2 separate regions of the Homo sapiens genome follow, and region 1 is linked to region 2. A link is an interaction called in ENCODE POLR2A ChIA-PET data of the cell type or tissue named here. Cell type or tissue: Panc1. All regions are shown on one strand. Links, peaks and the distances in the headings refer to the core of each region. The heading gives the core; the rest is flanking DNA.

Evidence for each region. Peaks named below come from ENCODE experiments on the same cell type or tissue, not always from the same donor. Only the 100,000 strongest peaks of a DNase experiment are listed, where the experiment ranks them.
Region 1: POLR2A ChIA-PET joins it to region 2 with 10 read pairs; 2 of 35 experiments call an interaction of 5 or more read pairs at or near these places.

Annotation. Positions count from the first base shown.
Region 1 is chr2:45,969,586-45,977,204 of GRCh38, forward strand. It overlaps PRKCE (protein kinase C epsilon), which reads left to right. Exons shown (of 15, transcript NM_005400.3): 3 at 6,844-7,003. Among named protein-coding and RNA genes, the nearest start is that of PRKCE-AS1, 300 kb to the left of the region's middle. RefSeq lists enhancers at 3,859-4,408, 5,370-5,419. In Panc1, for the core only: no CTCF peak of the experiment used is centred there; no DNase peak of the experiment used is centred there.
Region 2 is chr2:46,300,286-46,307,904 of GRCh38, forward strand. All of the region lies in intron 1 of EPAS1 (endothelial PAS domain protein 1), which reads left to right. Among named protein-coding and RNA genes, the nearest start is that of EPAS1, 6.7 kb to the left of the region's middle. In Panc1, for the core only: no CTCF peak of the experiment used is centred there; no DNase peak of the experiment used is centred there; H3K4me3 peaks cover 1,116 bases; H3K27ac peaks cover 2,344 bases.

The DNA of each region.
Region 1 (7,619 bases), core at 2,253-4,752, 330 kb before region 2:
TCTCTCCCCTTCTCCACGGCAAGCTGCAGTTCCCTCACCTCCTGTTTGTGCCAAGCAACCCCCCACTCCTGCAGCATGAGGGAGCACCTCATTACCTAATACTTTTTAGGCAAGTGAAAGCTTTAAAAAGTCACTAAAGAGCATTAGAGAACACTTTTTCAAATGTCAGCCTATATAATCCCATCATCCTAGTGGAGCGCCGTTCTTACGTTATCTTCAGCCTGCAAATTTGCTTGACATTGGGGTGTATTATTGTTCATTCTTTTTTCACAATATTACAACACATTTCTCCAGGTTTCTGTGGTCTTTCTTCACCCTCTTAAAGTTGCTGTCGTTGTAATGTGATTCATCAGACCATTGGCCTAATAGTAGACAGTCAAGTCATTTCTGTTTGTTGGCTAATATAGATATGCAAAGGGAAACATCTATAAGGATATAGCTTTTAGTTTGTTTAATTATTGACTTAGAGTTAATTCCTAAGGAGTTGCCGAATCAAAGGATGTGAATCTCTTTGTGGCCTTCCCTGTGCAGTCTCTGTGTCTTGTGATACTGCTTTCTGAAAACATGTCAACTGGCATTGCCTGTAGCAGTGAATGAATGTCAGTTTCATAGTAGACTTGCCAATAATGGATAATAATTTTAAAACAAATTGGTTACTTTTTTAGGTATTAAATGGTATGTCAGTGTATGCCAAAACTGTTTTGCTTTGCATTTCAAAATTCCTGATTATAGTCAGTATCTTATGAAAATTTTATGTTTGTGTCCTTTAAGCTATTATCTATGGGGATCTTGATATATATATTTCAATTTGTTGATACATAGCCCTTTGTGCTGGTCTTGCCATTTAATCAGAAACTAATTGGGAGGAAACAATCAGAGAAATTCAGATTGTGAAGCATTCAATGTGACAACATCCTGGATGCTACATAAATGTATCATTAAAAAAGATACATTTATGTATCTAGAACAGTAAAGGAGACTGTTCTAGACTAAGATTAAGAAGATATGGCAACCCCATGAGCTCTGGGTAGCTCCTGGGTGAAAATCAGAAACTACAAAGGAAACTTGGGAAACAATTGGGGAAATTCAAATATGAACTCTATATTAGATAATGTCATATCAGTGTTAAATTTCTTGACTCTGTTATTGTGATTATGTAGCTGAATGTCTTTGTTCTTAGGAGATAAAGACTGAAGTATTTAAGAGTGAAGTGTCACTACGTCTATAACCTTCAAATAGTTCAGCAAAACTATATATGTATATATCATACATATTATATATACTATACTATATTATGGATCAATATATAATATATAAATTATACATACTATATATACATACACATATACATACATTTATGTATCTGTTATTTTATACATCAGACACACGCATATTACCTCTACTATGAGAGTTGCATTTTATTTATTTTTTTTGTGATAATGCTTAACATAAGATGTACGCTTTCAGCAAATTAAGTATACAATGCAGTGTGTTAACTATAGGCACAAAATTGCATGATAGATCTCTAGGACTTACTCATCTTGCATAACTGGAACTTGGTGCCCTTTTACTAGTATCTCCCTGATTCCTCCTTTCTCCCAGCCCCTGGCCACCACCATTCTGCTCTCTTGCTTCTATGAGTTCAACCACGTTAGATTCCTCATATAAGTGGTATCATGTAGTATTTGTCCTGCCATTGGCTTGTTTCACTTAGCCAATATCCTCCCATGCATGTTACCCCAAATGGCAGGATTTCCTTCTTTTCTGTGTCTGAGTAACATTCGATTGCATGAATACACCATATTTTCTTCTTTTTTTCGTTTTTTAGAAATTGTAACAAAGCATTTTATTTACGTCAAGGTAGAAAGCTATGCTAAGGACATAGAAATCTGCTTCAGCTTTCCTTTAGCCTCACACTTCATAAAAGTATCAAGTGGTTCTCTCTGGCTTTTACTTAGTCATCTGTGTAACCAGGGTTGAAGACAGTAGAACACTGAGTCTTAGTGTAAGTGTAAGAGATTGAGAAGACAATCTCTTTTGAATTATGGTTTTTCAATGTTTGTTGTATCATCTTTTTAAAAAGAGCAATAGAGATTCTTTTTAGAAAATACAAAGAAGCACAAGGAGAAAAGTAAAAATCACCTGTAATTCCACCAGTGTCAACGAATGACCAATGTTAATGTTTTCTAAGTAGTTGGAACATACCTTTCCGCCTTGTGTTTTCTTTTGTGTGTATGTGATGAATACACCATATATTTTTTTAACCATTCATCCATAGATGGACATTTAGGTTGCTTCCATGTCTTGGCTATTGTGAATGACGCTGCAGTGAATGTGGGAGTGCAGATGCATGAGGACTCTTCAGGGTCCTTACTTTCATTCCTTTGGATGTGTAGAAGTGAAATTGCTGAATCAAATGGTAGTTCTATTTTTCGTTTCTTAAGAAACCTCGATACTGTTTCCTATAGTGGCTGTACAATTTTACATTCCCATGAACAGTGAACAAGCGTTCGCTCTTCTCCACATCCTCGCTAAAACTTATCATTCTTTTTTTTTATCATAGCCATCTTAACAGGTATGAAGTGCCATCTCATTGTAGCTTCAATTTGTATTTCCCTGATGATTAGTGATGTAGAACATCTTATTAAATACCTGTATACCTGTTGGCCATTTGTATGTCTTTAGAGAAAAGTCTACTCGGTTCTTTTGCCTGTTTTTAAATTGGATTATTTGGTTTTGCCATTGAATTGTGGGAGTTTCTTATGTATTTTGGATATTAACCCTTTCTCAAATATACAGTTTGCAAATGATTTTTTTCCATTCTTCAGGTTGCCTTTTTATTCTGTCGATTGTTTCCTTTGCTGTGCAGAAGCTTTTTAGTTTGATGTAGTCCAACTTGTTTATTTTTGCTTTTGTTGCCTTTTTGGTGTCATATCTAAGAAATCATTGCCAAGACCAATGTCAAGAAAGTTTTCCCCTATGTTTTCTTCTAGGAGCTTTATGGTTTCAGTGTTTACATTTAAGTATTCAATCCACGTTTAGTTGATTTTTGTGTATGGTAAAAGGTAAGGATCCAGTTTCATTCTTTTGCATTGGATGTACAGTTTTCCCAACATCATTTATTGAAGAGAATATCCTTTTTCCATTGTATATTCTTGGCACTCTTGTTGAAGATCAGTTGACTCTTCTTGGCTTGGAAGAATTAATGTTTGTTAAAATGCCCATAAAAGAATTAATGTTTTGTTAAAAGGAACTGCAACTTTAATATGGTTCCTATCAAATTCTCAAAGGCATTTTTCAATAAAGACAGAAAAAACAATCCTAAAAGTCATATGGAACCATGAAAGACTGAACAGCCAAAGCAATTCTGAGTTAAAAGAACAAAGATGGAAGCATCACATTTCCTGATTTCAAAATATATTACAAAAATTCAGCAATTAAAACAGTGTGGTACTGGCATAAAAACAGACATATAGACGAGTGGAACAAAATAGAGAGCCCAGAATTAAGTTAATACATATGTGGGATCTACATTTTGGAAGAGACCTTTCATAGCGGAGGGAAATGCTGAAGGGATCCGTTTCTGGTGGTGGACTCCAGGCCCCAGTAGGGAGGTTCTTGGGGACTGAGGGACCTAGTAGCTCCCCTTTTCACATTGTATAGGCCACTTTCTTCTCCACCTGTGGGTGACAGTGCTGAGGATACTCTGGCCTGACCCGTGGCTTTCCTGCCCAGAGGAATGTGGAATTGGGGTGTTTTCAGCAGCCACAGGCTCCAACCCCTTTCTCCTGTCACCTGCTTTGTAGCTTTGCACACAAGCCTCACTTGAAGCATGAAGTTTACCCATGTTCTTTCCCTCCTGTGACCTTCTGTTTTTCCATATCTGACATCAAATCTGACTTAAAAGGCAGTGCAGATGCTCCTTTGGGGCAATAGTAATAGAAACCTTGGAGGAAGTTGAACTTAGAACTCTGACTTACAGGAGTTATCCTTGGCTGTCTGCCTAGCCTGTGCCTGAGACTCCCCCTCCACACCCCTGCCAACTTTAAACAGCTTCCCTCCAGGTATCAGGGCACCCCGCTGAGACAGCTTTGAAATGAATAGAGTCAAATTAATTGGTTGCCATATTGCCCTATTGGATTGATGTCAACACAGTTTAGAACGATTGGTTTCATTGCTCGTCATTTCTGTAAAAAGTTGGGAAATAAGACTCTTAGGAAGGACTGTAACCACCGTCATAACAGTGTTCCTTTGAGAAAATTAGATTGGACCCATCACCATTTTAACTGAAAATAGTTTCCCAGGATGAAAACAACTAGTCAATTTGAGAGATTTGTAAATCAAATTGCATCTTAAATGCATTAGGAGACGGGCTTACTGTTCAAATGTATTCCGTGGTGAATCCTGTGAAAGGAGTTAAGGGTGCTCTTTTACGAAAATAACCTGCATCCTGTGTCCTATGATGCCCAGGATGATGTTTCTGGATTGGATTTTTGTAGGTAAGTTTGTAGCAAGTAAGGGCTACTGAATAGATTTGGTTTTTGGTTGTCATATTTTTGTTCTTGCTTATGAAAATAGTAGAACATTCTACACATTGTGAAAGTATGAAGCGAAACAAAAACTTGCCTATGATGGCAGCACCGAATGGTGATTGCCATACTTCTGCAGCTGTGTGTGTTGCTGTCTCTATACTAGAACAGACCTGGGTCCTCCCGTGAGAATTTGGTCAGCAGGTCAAGACCCCTAGGTTGGAGCAGGGTAGGAGGTGGTGAGCTTTCTGTACCCAGAAGGTCGGTGATGCCAGAGACTTTTTGAAACAATAAGCACCAATTGAAACCCAGGTGGGCTAGGGGTCAAGAAGCAAGGGGATCCACAAGCAGACCTCCACCCGGGTCATCTGAGCCTGTGTTGAAGATGCAGTCTGGGAACGCTGAGGGCAGATTTCCAATAAACAGCTGCCTGTTTGCTCAGAGGCTGCTGCGTCCTTGGAAGCACACGCTGCGCATTTGGTCCTGTTCTCACCTTTTACCTCCTTCAATTTTACCTTCCCTCTACCCTACCCTCCAATAACAAGATGCCCTTGGATTAATCTGTTGTTCAGGTCATACATATGACCTCCACTTCAGGGAACCTTACATTCAGAGAGGTCCAGGAGGGATCAATGCTTCTTCCCCTGAAGACTGGCCCTGTTATGGTGAGATGTCAGGCACTCGCTGATGCCTGGAGATATTTGGGGGCACAGAGCCTTCCAGTGCATTTTAAGCTGACCTGTGCAGGGGACCTTCTAGGAGACCTTCTAGAAGGTGTCAGAAACCTAGGAAGAAGCCCAAAGCCTGCCCACTGTGTTCTTGGGGAAGCCACAGGCAGCTGGACTCTTTGGTGATGAAAGCCACTCAGATGAGAGCTTGGGGACTTTCTGTAAGGAGTGCAGGCCGTCCTTCAGAGCAGCGTGTGGGTGGAGGAACAATGGCCTCTTTCTCACTCTCTGGGTTAGAATCTGGGCTTCCCCACTGAGTAGCTGTGTTAACAGGAGTAGGTTACTTAAACTCTATTCTTCGCTTTGCATACCTGTAAAATGGGGCTAATAGCAGTACCCTTCAAGTGGAGTTGTTTCGAGGGTTCATTGAGATGTATTGTATCACTAAGATATAACACACTTAGCATAGCACTTGCCAGAGCGTAAGCCCACGATAAACATTTATCATGGTCATCCTTGTCTTAATCAGCTCAGACTGCAATAACAAAATACCAAAGACTGGGTGTCTTAACCAACAGACATTCACTTCTCACAGTTTTGGAAGGTGGACATCCAAGATCAGGGAGCCAGTATGGGTGGGATCTGCTGAGGGCCCTCTTCCTTGCTCACATGACAGAGAGCTCACTCACTCAGGTCTCTTCCTCCTCTTATAAGGACACTAATCCCATCATGGAGGCTCAACCCTCACGACCTCATCTAAACCTAATTACCTCCCAAAGGTCCCATCTCCAAATAGCATCACTTTGGGGGTTAAGACTTTAATGTATTAATTTTGAGGGGGCAAAAATATGTAGCCCATAACAATTATCTTTATTATTTTTGTGATCATCTGTGAGTCCCCTTGCAAGGCATTCTCAGTTGGTGGGGCAGTCTCAGAACTGGAGGGAAGGAAGGTATTGGGAAGATCTTTTTGACTCCAGTGGGATCTTTACAGCCCATGGTGGTGGTCTTGAGCCTTCGAGAAACTACTTTCACTGTGTCATATTTCCCTCTCCTTTTGACCTCTGGGAAAATGCTCTTGGTTGGCTTAGTCTAGGTAAGAGGAAGAAGGAAGAAGTCAGATTTATTAGGCAGCTACTTCTTGAGCCAGGAAGCTTAGGGTGTGGAGATTCATCTCATTGCGTCCTCTAAGCCACCCCCTGTGGCTGGCACTGCCATTGCCATTTACAAAGGGAGATGCGCTCAGATGCTCAGGGGGAGGAAACACCACCTATCCAAGGTCACACTGCTCAGGAGTTGCAGTAAGATGCGAACCTTGAGCCTTTTGACCCCCAAGCCCTTGAAACCAGCTGTAGCCTGTGTGGGGAGGAAAGGGCAGCCAGCCCTGGAGCAGAATTTGGATTGGATGGAATCTGAGGATATAGCAGGAATAGGCACACTCTGGGCCTTTCCACCCTACATGTGCTCGCTCACTCCAGCTGCTCAGTGGGACTCCTCAGACCCCCGAGTCCCTCCACACACAAAGGCTACCTCTCACCCACCCCAGCTCCACTCCCCCAGGGATGGAGTAGCTCTCCAGAGGGAGCTCATTTTGAAGGTGCACTAACCCAGACTCCGTTTTCTTCCCTGCTCTTGTCCTTCCCCAGCCCCTAAAGACAATGAAGAGCGTGTGTTCAGGGAACGCATGCGGCCGAGGAAGCGGCAGGGGGCCGTCAGGCGCAGGGTCCATCAGGTCAACGGCCACAAGTTCATGGCCACCTATCTTCGGCAGCCCACCTACTGCTCCCATTGCAGAGACTTCATCTGGTAAGCCTTTCTCTTGGGAACCTCTAATTACAACATCTCTGTTACAAGATGTCGGGGATGGGGTAGGGGAGACTATGCACCTCATTTAAAGAATGCTGGTGTGCCTCGTTTCTTCCTTATCTGAATGCAGGGGACTATTATGGAAGGCTAAGTGTGTGTTTGGTACATAGGGGGAAATACATGGAAAGAAGCGATGGTTTCTGGCAACTTTATACCTAGAATTTTATGAAAAGAGTTAAGATTTTAGTAACCAACAAGGATATTGTGACTGTGTGTGTGTGTGTGTGTGTGTGTGTGTGTGTGTGTGTGTGTGTGTGTCTTGTTTTGAGACAGAGTCTAGCTCTGTTGCCCAGGCTGGAGTGCAGTGGCATGATCTCCACTCAATGCAACCTCTGTCTCCCAGGTTCAAGTGATTCTCATGCCTCAGCCTCCCACATAGCTGGGATTACAGGAGCACACGACCACGCCTGGCTAATTTTTGTATTTTTAGTAGAGGTAGGGTTTCGCCATGTTGGCCAGGCTGATCTAGAACTCCTGGCCTCAAGTGATCCACCCACCTCTGCCCCCCAAAGTGCTGGGATTATAGATGTGAGCCATTGTACCCAGCTGATTGTGT
Region 2 (7,619 bases), core at 1,541-4,040:
GATGATTCTGCCCACTAGTTCTTACATTTTGTGTTTCTTTGGTTTAGCAGAGCAGTTTCTTCCCCCAAATGCAATATGGGCAGAACATTTGGAATATTCGTTCTAACAATGGCCCGTCAAGAAGTGGGCAGATGATTTTGTCCCAGAATGTTCACACGTCGATAAATATGTTAATGTTTAATAATAAAGAGTTTGCTTTCTAAATGTTAGTTGGCTGGGTGTCCTTGATAGTACCAGTTTTGGTGGTAGTGGGCATTTGCGGTGACATCACAGATGTCAGAAACTGAAGCCTGGTGGGTGGGGGTACTGCACTTTCACTCACCTTTTTGTGCACGCATCTATCAGGAATGCCTGAGTCCTTTCACTGGGAAAAAAATGTGGAAATTCTGGGATTCACGGGGTTTGAGGAGTGGTTCAGGCAAATGTAAATGAGATCCTTGGATAATCAGGGATCAAAGTCCAGTCCCAAAGCCAGACCTAGGTCCAGACACCTTCCCAGAGTGCTTATACAGTAGTGCTCAGTACAGGGCTAGCGTGGAAGGGGAATTGGAGACACCTGGATCTCCAATCTCCCCCTCCTTCTGACAGCTGGACTTAGTTGTTCCTCTTCTAAAATCAAATCAAACTCCATCATTATTCCAACTCTGAAGGGAAAAAATATTGCTGGACAGTTTCTCTCAATTTAAACATATATTTTAAATAAATATTCCCTCCACACTTGATATGTTTCCATTGTATTACCAGCAGCGCAGGATGATACAGAATTGATGTAACACATTGTTGGCTTGAGTATTTAAGTTTTAATTCATACAGTTTTCATGAAGTTCAAAAGAATGCCATCATTTCAAGTTTTTTTCAGTGGTGCTTATAGGGAGCCTAGAATTATTTTATAAGAGACCATGGAAATCATCTAGTCAGACTTTTCTCTTTCTGGATAAGGAAACTGATGCCGAGAGAGGTTAAAAGACTTCTCCGGTCACAAGGAAAATTAGTGCTGATAAGAGTCAGGGCTGGTCGCGGTGGCTCATGCCTGTAATCCCAGCACTTTGGGAGGCTGAGGCTGCGGATCACCTGAGGTCAGGAGTTCAAGACCAGCCTGGTCAACATGGTGAAACCCCGTCTCTATTAAAAACACAAAAAAATTAGCCGGGCGTGGTGGTGGGTGCCTGTAATCCCAGCTATTCTGGAGGCTGAGGCAGGAGAATTGCTTGAACCCGGGAGGTAGAGGCTGCAGTGAGCGGAGATAGCGCTGCTGCACTCCAGCCTGGGCAAGAGTGAAATTCCGTCTCAAAGAAAAAAAAAAAAAAAAAAGTCAGAACCCTGGTTTATTACTTTCAATTAAGTATGTATTTTCCTATTGTTCACAGGAGAGTACCCCAGCCCTGAAATATCTCTAGATAGTGAGGATGATTTCCGAAGGAGTGCCTTCCCCATCACAACTCTCAAACCGCTGAACCTTATAGAAAGGAGATTTGCTTTTCTGGATAATTATCAACACCTTTAGGCTGCAGTAGAAGTGATGATTCTGTTTGCTTTTTGAAAAAAAAAAAAAAAGGAAGCAGAGTTGAATTGATGCTGTTCCCAGTGTCTGTAAACTTTGAGAAGTATGAATTCATTGTTTTAGTTAGAAAAAAATCTACTTATATAGGTAGACCTCATTAAACAAAACCAATGCAAGGACCGCTCCTCAGTGGAGCAGATTGCTTTTTGAGGTAGAGAACATTCAAGCAGCTGCTAGATTGATTTTTGTACTGGGTTAGTTGGCATTTTCACTAGGAGTGAAAACTGTGAGACTAAACAGTTTAATTTACTTAGAATGTCCCTCTTTCTCTCTGTGTGTGTGTGTGTGTGTGTGTGTGTGTGTGCCCGTGCGTCGGGGGGGGGGGCAGTGGTGATTCTCAACTTTCTAGGAATTTATTAAGTAAAGTGTTTAGAAATGGAAGGAAACAATTAGATAATTCTCAGTGCTCCAGGATTTTAGGCTCCTACATTTGAAAATACTTGCTGTCATTAATTGTCTTGAGATTTAGGCTTTTCCACTTTTCAGGAAATCTAGTAGTTTTTTGGGGGTTTTGTTTTGTTTTCCTTGGTTCTGCCCTATGCCAACCTGCTAGTTTCCCTTTTTATTTTAGCCTGATGAATCTTCCCTTTTGCTTTCAGTACTAACCATTGCTGGTAGTTCTTAACAGGTCTAGCTTTTACCAATATTGTCAAGTTAGCAATATTAGCTCCTGGGGCCCTAGTACTCTGTACTTCCACCCCTCTCCCCACCAGTACCATGCTGCCTGTTCACATGATGGACACCAGCTCTGATATTCACCCTAAGATATAATCCATAAGATGACAAACTTGTATTCAACACCGACTCCTACTCTGGCTAAAATGCTGAAGAGAATACTAAGAAATAGGGGATATGGTCCTGGTCATCAAGTTGCTTAGTCTGATTAGGAAAAAAAAAAAAAAAAAAAAAAAAGAGATACAAGGAAGCTTAAGTAAAAATATAAGGGGTTGGGCGTGGTAACTCATGCCTGTAATCCCAGCACTTTGAGAGGCCGAGGCAGGCAGATCACGAGGTCAGGAGTTTGAGACCAGCCTGGCCAATATGGTGAAACCCCATCTCTACTAAAAATACAAAAAATTAGCCAGGCGTGGTGGCGTATGCCTGTAGTCCCAGCTACTCAAGAGGCTGAGGCAGGAGAATCGCTTGAACCCGGGAGGCGGAGGTTGCAGTGAGCCGAGATCGTGCCACTGCACTCCAGCGTGGGTGACAGAGCGAGACAACGTCAAAGAAAGAAAGAAAAGAAAGAAAATATAAAGAGCTGACAGCCTACATGCTTTTCTGTAGAAATCTAATATTTTGAAGCAAAAGATAAGCTCTGAGTAGCATTTCAGGTAATAACCGCCCCCCTCCCCAACACACACATAAGCACACACAATTATTTAAGAGTATTATGTGTATTTAGAGGTGGAGAAATTTGTTCCTAGTGTCCCCGGAACCACACAGAGTAGGTGCTGACCACCAGCTTAAAGACTGGCTCAGAAGGAAGGTCAAATGGGAGAAGGCAGTCTTTGAGGGCTAACGAGAGGAAAGAAAACACACAAGGCTCCCTATGGTGTATCCCTTATCATGTACTTCGACACCATACACAGGAAGGCCCCTGAAATGGAATGTTTGCTGTTCTTTATACACTTGCTTTGGGTGGGGACATGGAAAGGGAGCTGGTGGGGCTCCACAGACAACAGGGGTAGTAATTTCTGTTCCCCTGAGAATATCAGTGGAGACAGCTATGACTCCAGGAAGGCCAAGAAGGGAGAGGGAGCTTCTTAACCAGGCTTTGTGAATGGGTTTCAGAGGCTGGCGTGTAAATCTCTGAAAATGTGTGCAAGACATTATGTATAGAAGCAACTTGTTCTAAAGGAAGTCTGTTCAGCTCTCCATAGCCTTTCAAAGGTTCTAGGATATGGAAAAGGCAAGCCCTTGCTCTTGGATGTCTGATTTGGTGACTGTCTTATGTTTCAGAGTCTTCCTGTTCAGATCCCAGACAGTTCTTGTGTTTTACTGCCATTGCCTCTCCCTGTGGTGAAGAATGGGGAGGAGGAAGGTGTGTGTATTTAGTAAAGGTTCTGAGGTGCCGCTTAATCTTCCCTGTCCCTGGCTGGCGTGTCCGTCCACCTACATGTCTGCCCTCAGTCTTGGAAGGACGGGAAGCCAAGTGCCCTGCACAGGGTAAATACTGGTATGATTCATTTTATTAATGCTTCTGAAAAATGACTGTGAAAACAAATTTATCCTCAAATGTTCCATCATCCTCAAACAGTTATTTGGATGACCTTCATGTTCTAGGAATGTATGTGGTCTTAATAGAAATTATATTTTGCATCAGGACAACACAAAAAACTGACAGTCTTATTTGTGCCAGTGCCGTCCTCAGAACTTTACATGGATTAACTTTTTAATCCTGTGAGATAAGCCCTGTTATTATCCCCACTTCATTGATGGGAAAGCTGAAGTCTAGAAGGGCTAACTGCCCAAGGTCGTATAGGTAGCATGGGCAGAGCTGCATTCAACCTGAGTAAAGGAGGTCCCCAGAGTCTATACTCTCAATGGGTGTTCCATACGCCCTTCCCTTACTGAAGATATCTATAAAGTATTTAATACTGCTTCTGACTCACAATAAGTGCTCTATAAATGACAACTGCCTTTGTTGTTTTCCTTGTAATTATAATTACTTTTCTTTTTTGTGATTTATCACTTGCATCAAACCTCACAAGCAGATAGGGATTGAAGATCTGAAAGGCCAACATGGAACTCCTTGAATTTCTTATTTTTCATGGGTTTTCCTAGACCCTGACAAGAGGTGGTTCTCTCCTGCCCCAAGAAATTCAAAGCTTTCCACATCCCACCCTTCGCTGGTGGCAAGACTTCAATAATTACTTCAGCCTTCGGACTCCATTGTGCAGGAGAACCTGTTAGAAGCTCTTCCTCTGTGGCTTCTGAAGAACCATCAAGATGCACAGGACTTCCTGTGGCTCTTTTGATCTTTTGAAATTGCAAGCACAGGAAGGAAAGAATGGATAGGGGGATAAAGAATAGCTATGATTGTTGTGATAATAGCATGTTGCATTTCTATAGAGCCCTTTCGCTGATGAGCCCTGAGCCTTAACAGCCATCACACTGTTGGCCCCTGCACTGTGAACCTAGAGGGTACCTTGAGTTTTTCTAGTGCTGCCAAACAGAATTGCATTGACACATACCTTAATCAAGAGAGAAGCAAGCCGTGTTGGCAACTGTGCATCACAGTCGATGTGGTGGTCATCCATGGGATGCCCCTAATAGCATCTGTAATTTTCAAGTAGATGTTGGGTGTAATTTGGTGACCCTTGTCTGTTCCCACTGTTGGAAGCCCCATAACTGATCTGATGAAAGCATAAAGTGAAGAAGAGTGGCGAGACCCTTTGTGAGATACCTGGAGCTGAAGAGTCAGGTGTGGAATGGACAAGAATGTTATCCACTTCTAAGTGACCTTGTTTTTTCTAATTTCTTAAGAAATACCTGTTTGCTTGACTGCCTTAGGCTGTTTGCAGGGGCCACTTGTACGTCAGCAAAACTCTTACTAGATGACATCACTGCCAGAAGTTCCACATGTTTCCAGGAGGCACATTTCCCACTGCCCCCACTCCCCCGAACTTGGAAAGATTCCTCAGTTTTAAAGTTATAAGTAATTTCCATGCCAGATAATGATCCTGTGAACAGATCCTTTTCTCATGTGGAAAAATATTTCAGAAAGGGTGTCTTGTCAATGAGAAAAATGACCCCATTGAAACATATGTTTATTTGCCATGTACTCATCTGACGTTTTGTGAATTCTATAAAGCCATGGAAGTGGATTGTTAGAAGTGTCTCATACACCCCTAGTGACTTCTTGAACTATCCCCCCATCCCCAGCCATGGAACTCTCCTATTAAAAAAACTAAGAGATAAGTGGTAGCAATCTTAACAAATTAGTGATTTTATCTGGTTAGGCCGTGTAATCAAACACGTGGGCAGGAAAGTGGATCCATTATGTTGTACTCATGATTGTGGTGCTGAAGGTAACCCCCATTGCCCTGTAGGCTGCCCCCAGAAGCAGGGGGTACAGCCAATAGTATTCTTAGAAGTTAATCAATTCTGTAACGGGTTGAGTGTTTTGGTCTCATTTTTAGTCCGAGGTGCCCTGATGCTGGCCTGTGACTAAGGGGAGTCAGTGGCTTGTTATGAATAAGAGGACACATGAGCTGAATCTGAGAAAGTTCAGAAGCATTTTATAAGTTGTTTAAAATACATCCATTAAAGTATATGATTATTTTTTGGTAATCATTTAAATCATTGTGCTGTGTGTCTACCCAGACAGTATTTATCTGTCTCTCGATGTTGTATTAGTATAGTATTAAAAAAATACACACATTTCACTTTTGATAAAAACTTTGCATACTGTCACTACTTTGTATAAGTTTTTTCCTGACTGCCTCTGGTTAGGGGGCAGGGAGCAAGAAGACCAGCATGCTTTCCTTCCTTTATATTTGGGAAATGGAGGTGCTGAGAGAAACAAGCCACACTGTCTGAAGTAAAACCTAGAAGTGGACCTGGTTGTCCATGGTGAGGGAAAGCCCATATGTACCACCTTGGGCTCCAGTTACAAGGTAATGAGCCATGAGCACAAAAGGGTGACTCAAAATTCAATGCCAGCCATTCTCATTACTAATGAGCAATTACAGCAAATATTTACAGGCCTCCTTCCTACCTTTATGACTTCCTGTTACTGAAGCACTTTGGAGTATTGAGAAAGATTGTCCTGGAAAAATACGTCACACACAGTTGCAGGAAAGAGTGCCTTTAAGCACACATAAAAACTCGGTTACTTGGCTTTGTTTATGAATTCCACATAGAAACAACAGAAAATTGTGCCTTTTGAGGAACTGCTTGAGAATCCTTCCTTCTGCATTTCAAGACAAGATTTTAAAAATCACATATATCAAATATATGGGGAAATGAGACACAATGTTTTTAGAGAGTGTCTAGAAATAATAGGACTGTGCAAGTTAGTACAGCAAAATTTTGGGTCAAAGCATGGGTCATTTGACAAACTCTCTTTATGAACATTACCTCTGCAATATTTTTCTAAATGAAAACAATCACACTTAATAGAATTAATCAGGATGGGAGCTAGAAGCATATAATTCACTTTCCACAGATTGGAGTAAATCCTCATAATGCCCCTTTCCTGTGTATTTAGTTAAAAAAGCACTCCAGTGAGATTGCTTTCGCAGTAAGTTTCTGTAAACCACTGTACCCTTGTATTTCTCTCCTGTGTTTCCAAGAGTTCTCAGATGCTATTTTCGAATGGCAGCGTTCACTCCAGAGCTGGCTGAGGTCAACGAAGCTAATTTTGGTGCCTTGGTGCCCAGGGTGAAGGGAGAGAGAAGTCCTCTGCAGAGCCAAAAGGACTCTCTGGGGCCTGGGTTTGGAGCAGTGTGGTGTTGCTGGACACACCACATTTCACCTTTAGAACCTTTATTTGTGTGCTTGCACAACAAATGTTTACCCAGATATTAAGATAAGGAAAGTATGAAGGTCACATTTCACTGGTGACAAGAGAGCTTCTATAAATGTAACCATATCGTTGTGCAGCGGGAGTCTGTCTTTTATTCTGTACCCGGGACTTAGGGGGAATTATTGGTGGGTGGGGCATGGGAGTTGAGGCTCTTCTTGGTTTTCTGGCTTTCTTGCTATCACTCTGTTTGTCTTGCCTCAGCTGATGTGCGCCTCCCATTTGGTAAGGGCCTTTGTCATGGCCAAGACATCTAAAGAAATCCTAGTCTGTGTGGCTGGGCACTGTGTGGTCCCCTGACTCTCTGGAGTCTTCCAGAGTTCCATGGAAATTAGTGCCCCCGTGCATTTCCCTGCCGACTGACTGGAAGGCACCCTGGCTGCTGAGATCGCTTTCCTGGTCCCCCAGAAGAGGTCCACATGGTGCTGATCCTGCAGCTGTTTTAGGCCTCCTCAGCGGGATTGTCCTATCCTCGGAGCACAGAGAATCTTCAGAGTGGGATAGGGGTTTCTTTTGTGGATTTGGGTTTCT